Regions from separate parts of the Homo sapiens genome. Here all the other regions are linked to region 1. A link is a contact called in ENCODE Hi-C or POLR2A ChIA-PET data. All regions are on one chromosome and are shown on one strand. The core of a region is the stretch at or near the end of the contact, and the rest is flanking DNA. Distances in the headings are between cores, read along the strand shown. Region 1 holds the start of IARS1 (isoleucyl-tRNA synthetase 1). Region 2 holds the start of SUSD3 (sushi domain containing 3). Region 3 holds the start of CARD19 (caspase recruitment domain family member 19).

Region 1 (4,585 bases), core at 2,086-4,585:
TGTATGAAATAGTATTACATAGGCCGGGCGTGATGGCGCACACCTGTAATCTCAGTACTTTGGGAGGCCAAGGCGGGCGGATCATGAGGAGGTCAGGATTTCAAGACCAGCCTGGCCAACATGGTGAAACCCCATCTCTACTAAAAATGCAAAAATTAGCTGGGTGTGGTGGCTCACACCTGTAATCCCAGCTGCTAGGGAGGCTGATACAGGAGAATCACTTGAACCCAGGAGGCAGAGGTTGCAGTGCTGAGATCATGTTGCTGCACTCCAGCCTGGGTAACAGAGTGAGACTCCATCTTAAAAAAAAAAAAAAAAAGAAATAGTATTATATAGTTCCAAGGGACTATCATTAAGCCATGATGTGTGTACCTAAAATTAGTATTTATTGATTTACCTATGCTGAATATAAACTCTTAACTGTTGGGATTTCATCTGGTGTGTTAACCATTATGACCCTAGGGCTTATGCTCTATGTTTTTTTAGTAAGGGTCCAAGGAACTAAATAACTTGAAGAGTAATTCTGGATTCCTAGGTTTCCAAAACTTCAGACTTCAAGGAGAGTGTGGACAACTAAGCAGCAGGATAAATAATTCACACTTTCTACCTTCTCTTGATGTAGATCACATTTGTACCTTATTTTCTATTGCTGCATAGCAAATCATCTCAGTAACAATCATTTATTTTATGCACAAATACTGCAATTTGGTCAACACTCACTAGGGACTGCTGATCTGTGCTGTGTGCTTTCACTGGGGTGGTTCAGCTAGGGCTACGGGATCTGTTTCTAAGATGGCCCACTCAGTGCCTGTTCATGGGCTTCCTTACAGCATAGCAAAAAAGCTCTAGGAGCAAGTGTTCTCAGAGGCAGGAAGCAGATGCTGCCTGTCTCTTAAGGCCTGGCCCAGAAACCGGCTCAGTCACTTCACTGTATTCTACAGGTTTAAACTGACACACAGCCCAACCAGACTGAAAGGGAGGGGACACAGATCCTCACTTCTTAGTGGGAGGAGTGTCAGAATGTGTGGCCGTAATTTAAATCCGGCACATGTTTCACAAGCAGACAAATAAGTAACATCAAGTAGCCTTGCCCACCCCCCAGTTCCTGCTCCCCAGATGAAACCACCTTCAGCAATTTAATTTCTCTAGTATTTACCTCCATGTTTCTACCTAACATGCTTATGCTCTGATTTCTTGGTTTTTCACTTCCAGACACTACATATTCTGAAAAGGTGAAAAAATTATTCACCTCTTCAGTCCAAGTAATATATTTTGACTACAGTTAACTTTTTTGCTGGAATTTTTTCATTTGCTTAACTTTTTCTAGACTTAGTCTTCCCATACCTTCCAACTGTGGGACATGATGAGGTTTCTCTTCAAATAGCCTGATCAATCCTTTATTCTTTAATTCACAGTGCCCCCCTCTTCCCTTTTTCTCCTCTTTCCTTTCTGCCTTTGTTACATGCCTAGACAGGCCACAGTACCAGGCGTTATCAGTACCAGCTCGTATTCCTTATCCGAAGAGAAGACTAGCTCTCTAGCTCATTACAGACAGCCCTTCCCCCTTTCCCCTCTCTCTTACGTGCCCACCTTATCTAAAGAAAGTTAAAATGTTTAGCCAACTGTGGTTATTTTAGATTGTGAGGCCCAACTCCGGCCAATGGAGAAAGGGTACAGGGGCAGGGTTTGTGTCAGGGATAAAGGTTCTCGTGCCCCTTTGTTCTGGTGTGCTCTCATGGTGACTGGCCAAGGAGAAGCACCCCTCTGCGCAGAAGTAAAATTGCTTTGCTGAAAATCCTTTGTTTGAATGTTCAATTTCCTTAGGATTTTGAGCATTATTTCCAACACAACAGTACTATTAATATAAATGTTTCTCAATCAAATTTTTAAATAATTAGACTTGGCCTACCTCACCTTTGTCCAGGAGCCCTCTGTCTGGCTCTATCTGGGCTCTCTGGATAGGTGACAAAAATGAACTGAACAAGGTGGCAACGTGAGGAATGTGAAAACTTCAAACACATTCCAAATACTTTCAGTTAATTAACAAGATTTGCAGCTATTAAATTATGTACGTTATGTGAGTATAGTCAGAACACTGAGTTACCCATGATGGAGGACATGAAACCACTTTAATCCTTCACACAGGGCCAAGACGGTAAGTAAAGTTAAATATATGCTGAACAGACTATCAAAATGTTCCTAAACTTAATAAGAAACTGCATTCTACCTATTCTAGGCCAGATAAATTTTTTATATCCCTCTAACGGATACAATAGGCAGCTACGGAACTACTCCCAATTTGGCAAGATCCAGAATTTCCTTTAGAGGCTCTGGGGCCAAAGCCCGAGGCCTACTGCCCTTTGCAAGGCTCCAGATTTTAACCAGCAGATCAGTAAGGTACCAAGCCGACTCATAGCAATGATAATAAGTATGCAGGCCGGGTGCAGTGGCTCATGCCTGTAATCCCAACAGTTAAGGAGGCTAAGGCAAGCAGATCGCTTGAGCCCACGAGTTTGACAGCAGCCTAGGCAACATAGCAAGACCCCGTTGCTACAGAAAATACAAAAATTAGCCGGGCGTGGTGGCGCTAGCCTGTAGTCCCAGCTACTTGGCCAGGGATGAGGTGCGAGGATCATCTGATCCGGGGAGGTTGAGGCTGCAGTGAGCCATGACCGTGCCACTGCACTCCAGCCTGGGCGACAGAATGAGACCGCTTCTCAAAAAAAGAAAAAAAAATCGTTTGTGCAATGTTTTCATTACCGGAAACATTTTAAGTAAAATACAATAAAACTTTTAAATCTGGTTGTCAGACCCTTCCTTCCCTTTTGTTATTATCGTTTCACGTAGCCATTTATGATAGGAGAAGCGGCTTTGGGGTCGGCGGCTCAGGGCCCAAAAGTATAATTATTAAAGCCACCTCTCCGGAAGTTGCTGTTTGTCGTTATCAATTTAGGTACGAAGTGTCCAGTCAGATAAATACTGACAAAAGCAAACAAGATGAAGAACATGAGCCCCGACCTCGGCGCCCCTTCCCAGTGGGCCGTCACCTACCCGGAGGTGCCCACAACCCGAGTGAGACCTCGGTCTACACTACTGCAACGGATACAAGCAGCACGCACAGCGCCGCCCTCAGCGCTGGTTCGTTTTCCACGTGGAGGCGCAAAACCAGCAAGCACCACTGTCGCACCATCCGAGCCAGTGGGCGCAATCATGTCCGGCGCGACCAATCGGCGCCTGGCTTGTTGGCAGGTGTCAGGCAGCGCGCACTGATTGGCCGGTGCGGAGCCTGTCTCCTTCACTGGATCCCGCATTTTCAGCGCGTTGCATCACCTCCGTGCGCCCGGTTGCAGCGTGGACGCCGGATGAGTTGCTTTTAGGCTTGCTGGCCCGCGGGGCTGTCCAGGCACGCGAGGCCCCTCAGGTACGCCCTCTCTTCCCTGCAGGATCCGGCCCTCAAAGACGAGGGTCACGCACGCGTTACAACCCCGAAACAGTAGCACAAGATTTAATTTTTAAAAGAGCGTGTTTCTTCGGGGCTTGCCGTTCGTTCGTTTCCAGCCTCAGGAATTTATGGTCGCCTTTTTGAATGAGGTAGTGTTTGAAATGAGTAAAATCTTTTTAAAATGATATACATAGTATAAATTGATATAGCTGTGACTTTATGTATAGGCAATACGTATTTTTATATGTCTTAATTTATTACCTTCAATGGCTGCGAGATACTTATTTTATTGATGTACCGTAATTTACTTCAGTCACCATGAATATTTAGATTGTTTTCAGTTATTTGCCTGGAGAAACAATTATTCGGTGAATGTCATTGTATACACATTTTGTACATTTGCATGAGTATACCTGTGGAGTCTATGTTAATAGGATATAACTAAATTGAGGAAACGTTTGAGACGGTCCCACTTTCAGGTTACATTTGACTTAATAGATTATGAAGACCTGAGAATAAAAGGAGAAACAGAAATGGATTTAGAGGAGAATGAAAAGGGGGAACAGAAATAGGCTTATAGGTAGGATCCACATGACTTGATGATTAATTGGTTGTGTGTATCTTCTGAGTAGTGTCAGGGGTGACTCAAAAATGTCATGCCTAAGTAATGGGAAGAATATTGGAACCACTAATACAGTAGTTTAAAAGGGAAGCAATTCTGGAAGGAATTATGAAATTTTAAACAAAACATGGTTTTAGTGTGCGTTTCTAAAATATATTGAGGCAAAATAATATGAAGTAATGTGAATAATATGTAGTTAATATCAGGGAGGGTGGTCTCGAAATTGCTGAACGGGAAGTTGAGGTTAAGGTGACCTGAAGGAGTTGTGGAGCAGCGAAGAGTCAAGGGCCTGGATTATAATAAGAGGGAAGCAAAGGGGATGGCATCCCTCTGCACAACAAGGTTGTTGTGCAAGGTTAACCTGCTCTGTCCCTGCCCTGTGGTTGCTGGATGCTGTTGTGCATGGACAGCTCTCCAGTGGATTCGATGGGCCATAGCAATCCTGTGATTTATGCATGGAGGCTGCTTCTCCTCAGCAGCTGCCATAGCCCGGTCGCTGGTACATGATTCTTCCTGAATAG
Region 2 (4,383 bases), core at 1,839-4,338, 770 kb before region 1:
AAACAGGAACCTTCAGGAGGAATTTCTCAGAGTTTAAAGGGGGTGACTTTTGCACACAGAGGTGCTTTGAGAACAGGACCCCCAAGACCCTGGCAGTGGGGACAGGCCTGGCCCCAACACTACATGTGGGTGTCCCACAGCCCTGGCTGTGTGTCTTCAGGTAAGTCACTTGCCCTCTCTGAGCCCATCTCCACATGGAGGGTGAGCACAGGCTTCAGAGCCACTTCTGCCTTCCATCTCCAGGCTGAGCAGCAGGGTGGCCTCAGGATGTGGAAAGCACACAATCCTCCATAAAAGAGCTGGGCTAATTCCAAATGAGGAACATGTACTCCCACATCCCTGGTGGAAAACCGAGGGTCCGGGAACCTATGCCTTCTACCAGCAGCTCTTTCGATGCCAATGGGTGGCAGGAGGCCATAGCCAGGCATCACAGGGTGTGTCTGCCTTGCTTTGATTTACACATGCATTCACGGGGTCTCAGTTTCTCCTCTGTAAAATGGACACAGTCCAGTTCTGGGGCAGGAGTTCAGGGGTGAAGCCAAGAAGGCACCAGCAGAGCATGCCTCCTGCTACCCCCTCTCCAGGCCCTTCCTCCAAGGCCCTTCCACGGATGCCAGGGGGGTTACCTACAGCCACTGGAACCCTGCTTTCCTGGACAATCTCCCAGATCAGGGAGTGCTGGGGCTGACCTGGGAGCAGGGCCAGGGGCCAGTCATACAACAAACATGATAAACTCCTACTCTGAGCTAGTCTCCCCCGCGCCCTGCCCTTCTCCCAGGGCGCTCATGGGAGATGAGGGAAGACCACTTCCTGCCTCTCAGGAAGATCAGTCTGTCCACACTACTGTGCTCTTCATATCTACTCTAGGAAAACCAGTGGTAATGGCCCCATTTTAAAGATGGTGGGAAAAACACACATCCCCGTGCTATGTTTTTGGTTTTTGTTTTGTTTTGAGACAGAATCTCGCTCTGTTGCCCAGGGTGGAGTGCAGTGAGGTGATCACAGCTCACTGTAGCCTCGAACTCTGGACGAAAGCAATCCTTCCACCTTTCAGCCTCCCGAATAGCTGGGACTACAGGCGCATGCCACCATGCTCAGCTAATTTTTTTTTTGCATTTTTTGTAGATACGGGGTCTTGCTATGTTACCCAGGTTGGTTTCGAGCTCCTGGACTCAAGCAATCCGCCCACCTCAGCCTCCCAAAGTGTGGGATTAGAGGCATGAGCCACCACTCCTGGTCAGTGGTGTTTTAGTGTCAAATCCTCTCCAAAGGCTCCCAACCCCCCAGCCTCTAACTTCACAGCACATTTCACAGAGCAAGAAACTGAGGTCACATGGCAGGGGAGTGATGGAGTCCAGATGATGGCATCATCCCTGCACCAGAACAAGTACCCTCCCTGGGCTCCACTGGGCCTGTCCACAAGCTTGGGGGCAGGTATACAGTGGGGAAACTGGGGCACATGGGGAAACTGAGGCACAGAGGTACAGCGACTCACCCCAGGTCACAGGGGGGATCCTAACCCAAAACTCCAACAAGGGGGCCAGTGCCTGGGAAGTGGTCATGGTGGTCAGAGGCAGAGCCAGGGCCAGGCAGGATGAACAAGAGCACAGGGTGCCAGACTAAGCTCCATTCCCAGCACAAATTCCAAGGCAAACAGCCTTTTGTATGCAAATATGCCAGAGCCTCCAGATACTCCCTGGCCTTGGGCTGACCTTGGGCAAGTCAAGGCTATCCAAAGGGCACTGGCACCCACGCCCCCAGGCTGTTGTGCCAGTAGAAGGGGCTCCTCAGGTAGTACCAGGCCCTGGGCAGGCCTTGCTCAAACACAGGAGCAAAAGTGCTCATCACCCCAACACCAAATTAGGGACTCTGGACATTAGGCTGCCAGAGTCAAACTAAATAAACCAAATCCACCAGCGCCAGGAACAAGTCTCAGCGCCCACTTTGCTGAGCTGCGGACCTCTGCTCGGTGAATTAGCTCCCTGAGCCGCAGTTTCCCCAACTGTGAGAGGAAGCCATTCTCCTGCCACCTTCCTGCCAGTTCCCTGGGGCTGCAGGCTGACAGTGTGACCTGGTCCAGCCCACCCCACTCCGGGCCTCAGCTTCCTCCTGCGCAGAGCCTTAGCCCCGCAACGCCTGAGACGCCCAGAACCCTCAGGCCTAACGTTCGTGGGCAGTGGCCGCGGAAGTAAGCTTTTGGGATATCTGAGACCCAGAGTTCCGGTTTGGTTCCGTTTCTAAAAGGGTTAGACTTTAGAATCATTCAAGGAGCAAGGCCAGCATTCGAACCCCGGAGCCTTGGGCACGGGAGCAGACAACTCTTTAAGCACATTCTTGAATTCAAACACTTAAAAGTAAAATAAAAAGCAGCTTCTCTTCCTTCCAAAGGCCTCTGAGCCTCCTCCGAGACAGCCGAGGCGATCCCAAGCCTGGCTACAGGGTGACCTCGGACAGCCACTCCCCTCTCGCAGGCTCAGTTTCTCCATCTGTAAAGTGGAGCTGCGCTGGTCACCAAGGAATCGTGAAGATGACACCTCCCTCAGGCGCAGAGAGGGCTCCCGGCTCCCCCCTCCCGCCCCCGCGCCACCCGCCCGCCAGGTGAGGCCGGTTTCGACTTCCCCGGGAGGGGCGCGGAGGGGCCCGGAGCCTGCGGCGTGGAGAGGCTTGGCCGGCCGCGCTGTCCGCAGACGCCCGGGACCAAGGCGCTGCGGCCACTCGGGAACGGGCGCGCGGGCTGCTGCGTGCAGCCGCCTGGTTTCGAACTGCTCGCTGCCAGGCTTCGGCTCCGCTAGGGCGCCTGCTGGGCCGGCGGAGGGTCGAGGAGGTTCGTCCTCGGGGCAGATCGTTGCTGTGGCCCCCACCCACGGCTGTGCGGCCCCGCGACCCCCTCCCCTCGGCTTTCCCGTCTGTGAAATGGGCGCAGAGCCCCGCACGCGGCCACTCGGCCCCAGCCCTCACCTGTGCGGTTCCCTGGGGCAGGCGTGGTGACCCCGGCCCGCCCCCGGGGCCTCGCCTTGCCACGGAGGGTGGCGGCCGCCCAGCGCATCCTGCGCGCTCCGAGGCGCTTGGCGGGGTCTGCCAGGGGAGTGAGCCCGGCTTGTGGGGGCGGGGCCTGGGCCTGGGCCTGGGTGAGGGGCGGGGAGGCCCCGCCCTCCACGCCCGCCCAGGGGCGGTTCCATGCAACTTACAGACCACGCCCACACGTTGGACTGGGGCCGAGGTCCGGCCGGGGGCTGTGGGCGGGGGCCCTTGGGGAGACCAAATACCCAGCGGGCCAAGGCAGCCGGCTGAGCGGAAAGTGTTGCTACTCCGGGGCGTTGCACGCGTGGCTACCTCTGCCCAACACCCTTCCCCCATCCCTTCCTGTTCTCACCTTCACTCCTAGTGTGGTTTTTCCATGTGCTTCTGTGTTTTTATTTTTTGAGCAGGATTTTGCCTTCTCAGGGTGCCGGATTCGGCCGGTACCAAAGGGCAAACAGCAAAACGCCTCCCCGGCCCGCCCCTCCCGTAACCCACTCACCCCCAGAGTCCTGTGTGGACCCAGCCTTCTTTCCCTGTCTCTCACTGGGCCAGGCCGTCTGAGGCACACTGAGGTCTGGGTGCCCTTGTTGTCTTCGGTTCTCACTGAGGGGCCCCCGGCTGGGGGAAACAGGATGGAAAGCCCTGGGGTCTGTCTGCAGGGCCCACCACACCTGGAGGCCTCCCTTCTCCTGGCTTCCCCTTCCCACCCAGCTCCACTTGCAGCAGGCCCAGAGCTGTGATCCGGGCTCTTTCTCTCCCTCTGACCCCACCCAACCCAGGCTTAGCCCCCTGCCCAGGCAGCCACCAAAGGGTTGGGTGTGGTGTCAGGCCTCAGACATCCTGGATCTTGGGCTGCTTGTGGGAGACCACCTGAGCCATGCCTATTCCTGTGGAGCTGGCAAAGGCAATCCTGGCAGAGGGAACAGCAGGTGCAAAGGCCCTGGTTTGGCAATGTGTGGCAGCAGAAGCCCAGTGCGGCTGGCTTAGGCATGCCTCCAGGAGCGCAGAAGGTGGCCCAGGTGGGCCAGGCTGGCTCTAGAGTGCCTGGCAGGTGACCGTGAAGAGTGTGGATGTTCAGGTGGACCATGAAGCAGGGTTCCAGCAGGGCAGCCCCTCCCCGTCTCTGCTTTCCGAGCCCTCCAAAGCTGAGGTTCAGTGTGAAACGTGAGGGGCCCTCCCCCTTTCGCCATCAGGGTTGGCGTCACCCCTGATATGTTCTTCCCACTTGGACTTGTGGGTCACACACGATGGCTTACTTCAATCTCCTTTATTCAAAATCAAGCATGTGTATTCTTTCTGCCATGTCGGGAAGGGCAGGGCCATCAGCAGTGCCCACTCCAGACCACACTCTGGGACCCCAGA
Region 3 (4,142 bases), core at 1,602-4,101, 800 kb before region 1:
GCCTGTATTCCCAGCTACTCAGAAGGCTGAGCCAGCTACTCAGGAGGCTAAGGCAGAAGAATTCCTTGAACCCAGGAGGCAGAGGTTGCAGTGAGCCAAGATTGCACCACTGCACTCCAGCTTGGGTGACAGAATGAGACTCTGTCTCAAAAAAAAAAAAAAAAAAAGAGTTCTGCAATGTATGGTCCAAGACCCAGGGGCAAGGGCTGTAGGTGGACCGTGGCCAGCATCCTGTAGTGGCTTCCTCCTGCCCTGCAAGCCGCTAACCAGGCAGAGCCTCCGCTGCTGCAGAGCCATGAGTCACCATGAGCCGTGAGTCAGCTGGCACAGGCCGCACGGTCCGGAGGCTGAAGCCAGGCTCTGCGGCTTGGGGGTCCTGTGCTTCCTGTGGTTGCGAGTTGTGCACACAAACAGGCAGCACTTGGAAGCCAGAAAAGGCACAAGAAGGGAAACCATCTCAGTGCCAGCTCCCGATAAACAAGTCCCTGAACTGTTTTTACAGGACAAAGGAAGATGGCTCGCTCTGGCACAGACCTGGCAAGCCTTCACCACGCCCTACATCCCCTTCCTTCTTGCCAGGCTGGCACCAGGACTATGGACCCCCATTCAAACACCCCAATATGAACCTTCTTATCAGCCCAGACTGATGCCCTCAGCCTGGCATTCAAGGCCCCGTGGGAGCTGGCCCCACCCACTCTCACCGGGCCCTCTAGGCCCACAAGACATCTCAGCCCAGGCTGAGAATACCTGTTCCTTGGTTTCCACCTGGTTAATTCATGTTCACCTTGCTGTTCTACGTGCAAAAGGCCTTCCTGAGTTCCTGTCATCCCCAACCAACTGGAGTCCAGACACTTGGGCATCAACCTCCTCTCCCGAATTTCTTCCAGGAAACCCCTTCTCTCAGTGCTCAGCCCAACTAAAACTGCTCACTCCCCGGCACAGCCCAGGGGGTAACTTGTCAAGCACCTGCCCCACGCAGACACCTCCTCAGCGTTCTGCAGGCACTGGCTCACATGCGCTGCTCACAGCGAGGGCTGGCGCAAGGCAGGACCCCAGTTGGTGCATGGAGGCAGTGAGCCTGGGACTATGGGTCTGCAGCCTCGCAGGGCTGTCCATATGACCCTCCCAGAGCTGTGCTCCATGGGCCTTGGTTCCCCATCCCAAAAACTAAGGGTTGTGAGGGAATGTCTCCAGGCCCAGTGAGTAGACATAGCAGGTAGGAAGCATACACTGGACAAGGTGAGGCCTATAGTCAGAGCCTTCAGGGACCCCTGCCTGATGTGGTTTCCCAGCTCCAGGGTCCCCTTATGCAAGGAAGCTTCCCTGACAGGCAGAAAGGGACAAAGTCCCTTTGTGCAGGAAGGCTCCTTAATGGACAGCAAGGCCTCAGGCTCTGCCAACACCCAGTCCCTGGGACAGGGCTCCCTGGAGACCAACACAGCTCTGAGTTGTGTCCCACGCATTCTGATGAACTCACTAAGGGAATTACGGAATCCCAGCCTGGGCAGGGCACAATTTAAGACTTTGTTTCCCCATCTGTACACAGACGAGATATTCCAGGTGTCCCCATCTGATCATTTTCAAACAGGAATCACCCAACACAGGGTCCAATGCACAGTAAGTGCTCAGAAATGAGAGCCACAAATAAGAAGAGTTAGAAGGGAGGACAAAGGGGAGCAGGTGGCAGCTGGGGTCTCTTGTGGCCTAGGCTGGAAGTCTCTTCTGGCCTGGTGTCCTGGAAGTCATCAGTTTCCAGCCCATGAGATCCTATTTGTGGGCAGGACCTAGGCTGAGACTCAAGAGAGCGAGCACCGAGAGAGGACTAGGGACTTCTGGGGCTACCCTGAGCCCCTGAGCCAATTCTGCTCCATGAAACAGAACAGTAAGAATGAAGTGTAGCTTCTGGGAACCCCCATACTCCCTGGCCGGGCTGCCATGGGGTCCCTTACCAGCCCATCACCCTCATGGGGCTTCTCCAACAGGGGAAGGTCCACAGGGCAGAGTCACCCTGTTTGGGATCAGGAGGATGGTGGGCAGGTCCCCAGACCAGAGAGGCCCTGGGGAGGAAGGCTGGGCTGGGGCCACTAGCGTGGAGCACAACAACCTTGGGGGGTCCAGTCGCTGTCCCCGATTCTCTTAGAACTAAACAGGGGCAAGAGCGTCGTGGACCACCGAAGGAGTCTGGGAGACTCCAAGAGTCCCACAGGAATCACATGCCGCCGAGGAACGCATCGCCTGTCCCGCGACCTCGCTGGGGTGGTTGTAAGGATGGAGCGTTGTTTCCGTGGCCAGAATCACAGCAGGACCGCTGTGAATTCTCTCCGGTGTCATTTCTACCACCTCCTACTCTTTCAGACCAAATTCCCCACCACGGGACACACACACATTGGCAGTGGCTGAGCCCAGACCGCGGCTGTGCAGCCCCACCCTGGAGCTGCCTTGTAGCCCCCGCCCTCTTCGGGCCCCGCACCTGGCCACCACCCATCATGCCCGGCACCGCCTCGGCTGGCACGGCCCCGCCGGGTAGAAGCCCCGGGACACCCACCACTTCGCGGGGGTGCACTCGCGCACCACCGACAGCTGACGGGCCAAGGTCACTCGGCCCCCGCTGCCCAGGCGCGGCCTGCAGGCGACTCGCAAGGCAGCCGGACCCCCGGGCCGGGCCACCCATCCAGGGCGCCCGCATCCCTGCCGCCCAGCCGACCCCGTGCCCACCTGTCATGGCGACGGACACAGCGCCGCCCGCAGTCCCCAGCGGTCTGCCCCGCCGCGCGTCCGCCCCTCGGTCAGCCGCCCGGTCCACCAGCTCCAGCGAACGCCGCCCGCGGGCCGTGCTCGCCCGCCCCTTTTGGCTAGGCCAGCCCCCCGGCTTTGGCTGTGTAGCCTCGGGGACTCTAAACCCCGCCCTTTGACGAGCCCCGCCCCCTACCGTTAGGCCCCGCCCCTTCCGCGCCCGCTACGGCTCCCCCAGGGCTCTAAACTCCGCCCCTCTCACTCGAGTCCCGCCCCCTTGCCGTCCTGGGATAGGCCGCTGCGAGGATCCTGGAGCCTTGCCCCTCACTCGAGCCCCGCCCCCTCCGGCGTCGGCTTCCGCCTCTCCCGGAGTTCTGAGCCCCGCCCTGCACCTGAACCCCGCCCCCTCCGACGACGGCTTCCGAGCCTCAAGGAACCCCCCACCGGGCCCCGCCCCTTACTCGAGCCCCGCCCCCCTCCGTCGTCGGCCTCCGCGCCTCCAGGGGCCCTGAGCCCCGCCCCTTCCTGCTCTGCCATGCGACTGCGGGCGTGGGCGGGCGACTGCGGGCGTGGGCGGGCGCCACCGGACTCCCGCCCCTCCCAGCGTCAGTTAAGACGCCGCGAGGGGCCCAGAGTCCCTCCCCTCGCTGGGCCCCGGTCCCGCCGGCGTCTATAACGCCGTCGCAGCGGCCTTTAACCCCGCCTCTCACTCGAGCCCTGCCCGCGTCCAAGTCCCGCCCTCAAGGCGGCCTCAGCTACGACCGCCGCGCGCCTCCCTGGAGGCGCCCGCTCCTGCCCGGAGCCCTGCCCGTCTTGGGCCCGCCCTTCCGGGCCCTGCCGCGTTGAGTGGCGGAGTCGGGATCCAGGTGGCCCGCCGGCCGGCTCAGTCCACCTCCCCGCTCCCGGCCTCGCGCCCCACCCCTTGGATGAGAAAACTGAAACTGAGAGGGGACGTGACTGATCCAACGTCATACAGAAAGTCAGGCCCTGGGGAGTACAGGGCCAGGCCTGGGGCAAAAGGCCGGTGGGCGTCCAGTACGCCACAGGGACCAGCCAAAGGAGGCAGTGCCCAGTGATGCTTTCCCAAATCCAGGGGAGAAGGACTCAACGGTGTGACCTCGCTCGGCGGGGTGGGGGGGGGACACCTTCTTGGGGGACCCCAGTCCCCCACCTTCAAAAGAAGACACTAGCTTGACAGTGTGACCCGAACTAGAGAGGTCACTTAACCTGCCTGAGCCTCAGTTTCCTGGACTGTAAAATGAGTGACCTTGGGCCAACTCCACTTCCCTCCCGCTTTCCTTCCTGCTTTCCCTCTCGTAGGCCTGGCATTTCCAGCTCCGGAGCCCGCCACAAGAAGCTCCTAGCCCCACATGATGTGAATGCACTGGGCCCCAGCCAGGAAGTGGAGA

The links. Hi-C counts contacts between places; a loop is a spot of excess contacts on that map. ChIA-PET counts read pairs that join two places held with the same protein, here RNA polymerase II (POLR2A). Pooled maps may share reads with other maps.
Region 2: a pooled map shows a loop between it and region 1 (5-fold over the local background). The contact joins the promoter of SUSD3 here to the promoter of IARS1 in region 1. A Hi-C loop is called at or near these places in 2 of 37 single-sample maps with no recorded cell type and 6 of 50 pooled maps. POLR2A ChIA-PET finds 5 or more read pairs at or near these places in 3 of 52 experiments (A673, GM12878 and activated CD4-positive, alpha-beta T cell).
Region 3: a map of gastrocnemius medialis shows a loop between it and region 1 (19-fold over the local background). The contact joins the promoter of CARD19 here to the promoter of IARS1 in region 1. A Hi-C loop is called at or near these places in 1 of 168 maps with a recorded cell type or tissue (gastrocnemius medialis), 4 of 37 single-sample maps with no recorded cell type and 13 of 50 pooled maps. POLR2A ChIA-PET finds 5 or more read pairs at or near these places in 1 of 52 experiments (naive thymus-derived CD8-positive, alpha-beta T cell).

Annotation. Positions count from the first base shown.
Region 1 is chr9:92,292,447-92,297,031 of GRCh38, reverse strand. It overlaps IARS1 (isoleucyl-tRNA synthetase 1), which reads left to right and starts at 3,335. Exons shown (of 34, transcript NM_002161.6): 1 at 3,335-3,421. It overlaps MIR3651 (microRNA 3651), which reads left to right and starts at 4,485; the gene lies at 4,485-4,574. SNORA84 (small nucleolar RNA, H/ACA box 84) reads left to right here and starts at 4,439; the gene lies at 4,439-4,571. RefSeq lists an enhancer at 2,904-2,953.
Region 2 is chr9:93,057,406-93,061,788 of GRCh38, reverse strand. SUSD3 (sushi domain containing 3) reads right to left here and starts at 3,088. Exons shown (of 5, transcript NM_145006.4): 1 at 2,959-3,088. The coding sequence starts at 3,046. RefSeq lists enhancers at 914-963, 1,032-2,012, 2,013-2,993 and silencers at 2,504-2,913, 2,924-3,373.
Region 3 is chr9:93,094,926-93,099,067 of GRCh38, reverse strand. CARD19 (caspase recruitment domain family member 19) reads right to left here and starts at 2,851. Exons shown (of 6, transcript NM_032310.5): 1 at 2,716-2,851. The coding sequence starts at 2,722. LOC101927993 (a long non-coding RNA gene) reads left to right here and starts at 3,558. Exons shown (of 4, transcript NR_188444.1): 1 at 3,558-3,700; 2 at 4,054-4,142. RefSeq lists enhancers at 551-620, 3,814-3,863 and silencers at 2,494-2,603, 2,624-3,373, 3,394-3,703.